Linked DNA regions of Homo sapiens: region 2 is linked to region 1. Evidence: chromatin contacts called from ENCODE Hi-C or POLR2A ChIA-PET data. All regions are on one chromosome and are shown on one strand. The core of a region is the stretch at or near the end of the contact, and the rest is flanking DNA. Distances in the headings are between cores, read along the strand shown. Region 1 holds the start of OGN (osteoglycin). Region 2 holds the start of ECM2 (extracellular matrix protein 2).

Evidence for each region. A loop is a pair of places that touch in the nucleus more often than their neighbours do. ChIA-PET counts read pairs that join two places held with the same protein, here RNA polymerase II (POLR2A). Pooled maps may share reads with other maps.
Region 2: a loop to region 1 is called in a map of ascending aorta, with 1.9 times the contacts of the local background. The contact joins the promoter of ECM2 here to the promoter of OGN in region 1. A Hi-C loop is called at or near these places in 1 of 168 maps with a recorded cell type or tissue (ascending aorta) and 6 of 50 pooled maps. POLR2A ChIA-PET finds 5 or more read pairs at or near these places in 1 of 52 experiments (HEK293).

The regions. Positions count from the first base shown.
Region 1 is chr9:92,403,081-92,406,189 of GRCh38, reverse strand. It overlaps OGN (osteoglycin), which reads left to right and starts at 1,612. Exons shown (of 7, transcript NM_014057.5): 1 at 1,612-1,694; 2 at 2,708-2,956. The coding sequence starts at 2,783. The region is part of intron 5 of CENPP (centromere protein P); the gene reads right to left.
Region 2 is chr9:92,534,324-92,537,432 of GRCh38, reverse strand. ECM2 (extracellular matrix protein 2) reads left to right here and starts at 1,443. Exons shown (of 10, transcript NM_001393.4): 1 at 1,443-1,500. The region is part of intron 5 of CENPP (centromere protein P); the gene reads right to left.

The DNA.
Region 1 (3,109 bases), core at 363-2,862:
CCCCATCCCCTCCCTAAGGGGAGCACGTGATGATCCCCTTGCCTAGAATACCTCATCACCTGCGCTTACCCTCCTCTCCTATCCTCTCTATAGAAGTCAGTTTGGGTGCAGTCTCCTTGACTCCCAGTCAGTTTGTGGCTTCTCCCAGGTTATCACAGAACTCTGCATATTTCTGTGTAGCAAGCCCTACCATGGATTCTAGTTGCTTGTTTGCTGCTTTTCCTGCTGACTTAGAGGCTATAAATCTTCCTTGAGGGAAGAAACTGAAGTTTGCTTATCTGAGCTTACGTGTCTGAAGTCCTGGCACAGAATTGGCGCTCAATAAACTTTTATTAAATGAGTGAATGCTAATAACATTGTATTCACTGGTCATAACTTTTCAAGGAAAGTTGTTCTTCACAAAATAATTTTCTGTAGTACAAAGCATCAAAGTGTACCATTAATGAAACTATGAATCTCTAAGATTCTCTAAATTTGGACATATGGTATCTATCCAGCTTACTTCTCAATATCTTGTTAACTTGCCACACAATACAAAACAAATCAATGTCTGTTGTTTCATTATTATATATTTCAAAGTATTTAAAAAAGTTTTACTGTATCCTTGAAGCCATAAAACCAACAATTTATATCAACTCAAGCCAGACAATATCACAATTAAATTTAAGATAATTCACATTCAAATAAAAACTTCAGTGCTCAAGTCTTAGTTTATTTAAGCTTTGATTTGAAAGGTTCTAAAACAATTTTGTCTAGAAAAGAAAACAAATTGTTATTCTTTCATTTTCTATTTTAATAAAATATATATCCATATTTGTTAAATTTTTAGCTTAAAGGAGAAAAGTTAATTTGATTGGTAAAAGCACCAAGGAGGAATTTTTTAAAAGTGACTCTTTAAAAAAATCTTCAAAGTTGCTTGTATGGTATCTACAATGCCACTTTAATTTTTAAAAGCCAATTTCAATATTAAAGTAATTTTATAAAGTTTCCTTCATTCAGCAAACAAAAGTATCTTTTACTATCAACCTCAAAAACTATAAATCAAATTTACTTTTAAAAAGCTAATTTTTATGCATCAGTTTTTCTTATATGTAACTAAAATAAAGGGGAGAAAAAATCCAAATGACAAAACTATCAAATAATTTGTGCTAAAACTAATTTTTACACTGGAAAAATATATTACACTGGCTATATATTAATTATGGTATTAGGGCAATATTTTTAATCCTCATAAAATTAACAACATGGACTATGTTGTCATTTGGTGTCCTATTTCATTCAAAAAGCAGATTGTTTGATCTCCTGGGAAATCACCAAAATGAAAAGGATGACTTTAAAACTATATCATTTTTCATAAACTAATATTCACCAAAACATGAATGTTTATTACACAATAATAAAATCACACAAGTTTATAGTCAAATTAGTTGAAGCAGACTGAGTGCAGCAGTTACAACAAATAACTTAAGCACAGTTCTCTAGTACAACACACTGCATTTCACCCTAGAGAAAGAATGCTGGCAAAGATCTCTACCACATGGAAACTGTTCTTAAAGCTGCTGGGCCCTGAAATTTTACTCAGCAGTTTGAAATCAAGACATAGCTTTTCTCATTCACCCTCCCACTTGGGGCTAATGCACAGACATGAACATCTATTGAGGAAAACCACAAAAAACTTCAAAACAGCTACAACGGTAGGCTTACTTTTCATATATTATTTTAAATATTGTTTGTTAAAGTGCGACTGACTCATCTAATAGTCTTAATAAATGTAAAGGCCATCTCTGGTTTAAGTTTCAGTTACCTCAATTAATTTTTAAGAAGTACTTATGTATATCATCGCATAAATTTAACATCCACGCAGGCAAGAATAGGGTGCTGCAGAAGTCACAAATCCATTATCTTCTTCATTTTCAACCTCTGGATTTTTGACAAACTGGCATCTATAATGCAGCATCAGCAACTCTTGAGTGATTCTGTTTGAAGTTACTTAAGAAAAAGTCTGAAATGTGTACCCACCAGAGAAAATCCATTGATGAGCCTAAAGGAATCCTTTCTATTACATTCCTCAAAGTTCTTTGATTAAAGTTCGGTATTTCCTCTAGCCTGCAATACTATTCTTTCAGTTTTCTTAGCTTAAATTAAAAATACAATACTATTAACTAAAAATTATGATCACCTATTAAAATTACAAAACTAAGAAAATTAAAAACGTATGGCTTTTCCTATATTCTGTACCACCTAAAGGTGTTAATGACTACTTTTCATAATGTTAAATTTAAGTTTTAAAACTTTTCTTGGAACTTGTTTCTGTTCATACCAATATAAATCAAGAGTTCTTATAAAGTAGCTAAGTGGAAATATGATATTTTTAACTCACATGAGACAGGATCTTGGGACTTTATTTTAACTATTTATACTACAGGTATCCTAAGAATATTTCAATTAAATATTAGTATGTCTGCTGAAGGCACTTAATTATTAAGAAACTTAAAATTATCAATCTTTCTTGAATTTCTGATAGAGAAGTAAAACTATTTTCCAAAACTATTTTTCAGAATGTTCACTGATACATAAAAACTGCTAGCATCTAATTAAAGATCACTAAGGGTTAAATACTGTTCTCTGGCCCTTACTGCGCACACCCTGCCAAAACATCCTCTAAGCTTTTAAATATTGCTTCGATGGTCTGAATTTTTATTTCCAGGGAAAAAGAGAGTTTTGTCCCACAGTCAGCAGGCCACTAGTTTATTAACTTCCAGTCACCTTGATTTTTGCTAAAATGAAGACTCTGCAGTCTACACTTCTCCTGTTACTGCTTGTGCCTCTGATAAAGCCAGCACCACCAACCCAGCAGGACTCACGCATTATCTATGATTATGGAACAGATAATTTTGAAGAATCCATATTTAGCCAAGATTATGAGGATAAATACCTGGATGGAAAAAATATTAAGGTACTTTATTTCTATTCTAAATTTAGCTTCTAAAATACTGCCCATTTAAATGCATGTTTTTGCTTTTCCTGAATGTGTCTGATAAGGTAAGGGGAAGGGAAAATCACTTTAAATGATTCAAACGAATTCATAATAATTGTCCCTAAGATTGTA
Region 2 (3,109 bases), core at 194-2,693, 130 kb before region 1:
TGTCTCTGCCTCCCAAAGTGCTGGGATTACAGGTGTGAGCCACTGCACTCAGCTAGTTTTACATTTTTAAAAATAGATATCATTTTCCTTATTTTTAGGAAGTTGAGTGGCTTATGTATTTAGTCCCTTATCTTGATTCAGTCTATCTAGGTCATTTTACAAAATCCTGATTCAGTCTAACCACGTCATTTAAACAAATATTTAGCTCCTCTTTGCCAAATGATTTGGACCCCTGAAATAACGATATAAGAATTTCAGGCCAGGTGCGGTGGCTCATGCCTGTAATCCCAGCACTTTGGAAGGCCGAGGTGGGTGGATCACATGAGGTCAAGAGTTCGAGACCAGCCTGGCCAACATGGTGAAACCCCATCTCTACTAAAAAAAAAAATACAAAAATTAATCTGGCATGGTGGCAGGCGCCTTTAAGCCCACCTACTCGGGAAGCTGAGGCAGGAGAATCCCTTGAACCTGGGAGGCGGAGGTTTCAGTGTGCTGAGATCACGACATTGCACTCTAGCCTGGGCAACAGAGCAAAAACTCCCGTCTCAAAAAAAAAAAAAAAATTTAAAAAATAGTTCTAAAATTACCTAGTCTAGGATAGGCACTGAGTTAGGACCTTCATATCTGTTATTCCTTTTATTTTCAGAAAAATTTGAAAGGTATCACCCTAGTTTTACAGAAGAGTGAACTTTGGTCAGAAACATTAAGTAACTTACTCAAGGTCCCTCATAAACAGCAGGGTTGCGCTTGGAATCCTGATCTGTCTCTAACTTCTCATTTGCAGATAAAGAAACTGAGGCCAAAGTACACAACTAATTTGCCAGCGTAACAGGTAATTAGGAGCCACACAGCTCCCTTTCACATTTTCTTTCTATTATTTCATGGTTAGAAGTTACATAATTTCCACTGATATTAATACGTAACCATTTTTTTGTTGTTGTCGTTTTGTTAGTATTGTGTGTGAGATCGAGGTGGGTGGGCAGATGAGTTAAATATTATTAATCCAATTTAAAATAGATTCCAGATATACACAGCCTTTAGCTGACGAGAATATCATCCCTATAATCTGATAAAGCTCAAGTGACATCATCCTGGCTAGTATAAACTTTAACATTTTTAATGCGAATAGTCTATGAAAACCACAGATTTCTTAATCAAGCTCATTTTTGTGTTTCCAACTCTGCCTTTTCAGCCTGCAAACAAAATGCTCTTCCCCCACACCCACTGCTGTTTTCTACTTTTCTTATGATTAAAAAAAATATTTCCCTTGGTAACCATTTTCCCTGGTTACTTTCTTGGCTGATTTTCTGCACAAAGAACTGAAAGGCATTTATCCCCAAGGGAGGCAGTTATTTTAGATTTTACTAAGAAGTTCAGCAAATACTTTTCAACATTCCCTTCTGTCCTTTCTTTGTTTTTAAAGAAAGCTCTGATTTTGTTTCATTTTCAGCTGGAGACTTAAATGACACCAAGCAAAGCCTACTTAGTTTAGATCTCCAGGTAAAAAAGTTTTAAATTTTAAGTTTCTACTTAGCATGTGGAATGGTTTTAATATTTGGGTATTTTATTTCACAACTGTTTAACTCTTGAGTAAATTAGCTCGTTACTAATAGATTTTTAAAGTTCAAAGTATGCATTATTCTGTTTGTTTTTTTCACGATGTACTTCCCAAGTATTTCAGACCTTGTATACTTAGTATTAAATTATTTTTATATGTTTAGGTGGAATTATGTGTTCAATAGAAGTATAAATTGGTTTGAAAATATTATTAATTTTTAAGTCCTAAAAGAACATAAATAATTCAAAATATTTTTCATTTTAAATCTGTTGAATGAAGTGAAAATAGATAATAGACATCTCATGACTTCATGTAGAATTTTAAAATTCTAAATTAATATTTTTAAAGTTTACTTAAGATAACTGGTAAGAAATTTTAAATGAAGAAAAATAAGTTAATCAAGGTTTATAAATAATATTTAATGTTGGGATAAACACAGTAAGTGCTAGAAGGAAAAAAATTACTTGATAAAAATGATACTATGATTGGAATCCCAGAAAATTTACCTCTAGGAGGCAAACACTCAATTACGAAGTTGTTTATGAAAGCAAATATTAAGTGCAAAGCAAAATTCTGTATATCAATGAAAATAATGAGGGCCTAAGCATTAATAGTAAAATTAGTATTGAGAGACCATTTCCTAAAATGTATTTAAACACTGTAGTGAGACTGTTTAGATACTGATTTTGTCAAAATTCAAATAGCTCTGTAAGTTTATTTCTGTGCCTATCTATTTAGATTTCTGGGTAAGTAAAAGTGAGTCAATTTGGGGGAAAAAAAGAAAGAGAGGTAGTTTCCAGAATGAGGATACTGGGAGAGAGGGGTGTGCTCAGAATGGCCACAGCTGGCACATTCACACTCCTAAGCACTCAATCAGGCAATGCCCCATAAGTGAGTGCTTTCAGGATGCCTCAGGACAGCAGGATGCCTGAGACCCTCATGAGAGTTTAACTCTAGAGCCTCGAGGTCTAGGCCCTGACTCCTCACAACAGGATGGAAGGTCTGCACATACAATTGTTAATGCAAGAAAATTTCAATGTATACATTTCATGCATTGCAGAGCACTTATGATATCCATCAGAGCACACTTGCCATGCCACTCAGCAAATTCTAGTTTCACTTTGTCTCTCAGTTCAGGTTTTCATATTGCTTTCCCCTGCTGTTGTTGTTATTCCCTTCCAACATACTACTTTGCTCTCTGAATTGACTTTTATGATTTCAGGTGCCAATCAGCTAATGGATTTGGTCCTTCTTTACATGCTGCATGTTAATTTTTCTAAAACTAAAGTAGATTGCAAAAAGTTGTTCAAAAAGTTGTTCCAGTAACCTATGAAATATAGGTCATTTCAATAACCTATAGTAATGGTTTTCAAATGACTGTGGCAATTAATGTATATATACGCTGAAGAAAGGTTTGTATGCTGGCATGAAGATACTTTAGAGACTGCCGTTTGTTGAACAAAGGTGATGTGGCAAGTCAGACTATGAACTAACTAAGTGAAACCTGACTAGAGGAAGATGATTCTGGCAGATGAAGTTATAAAAAGAAGT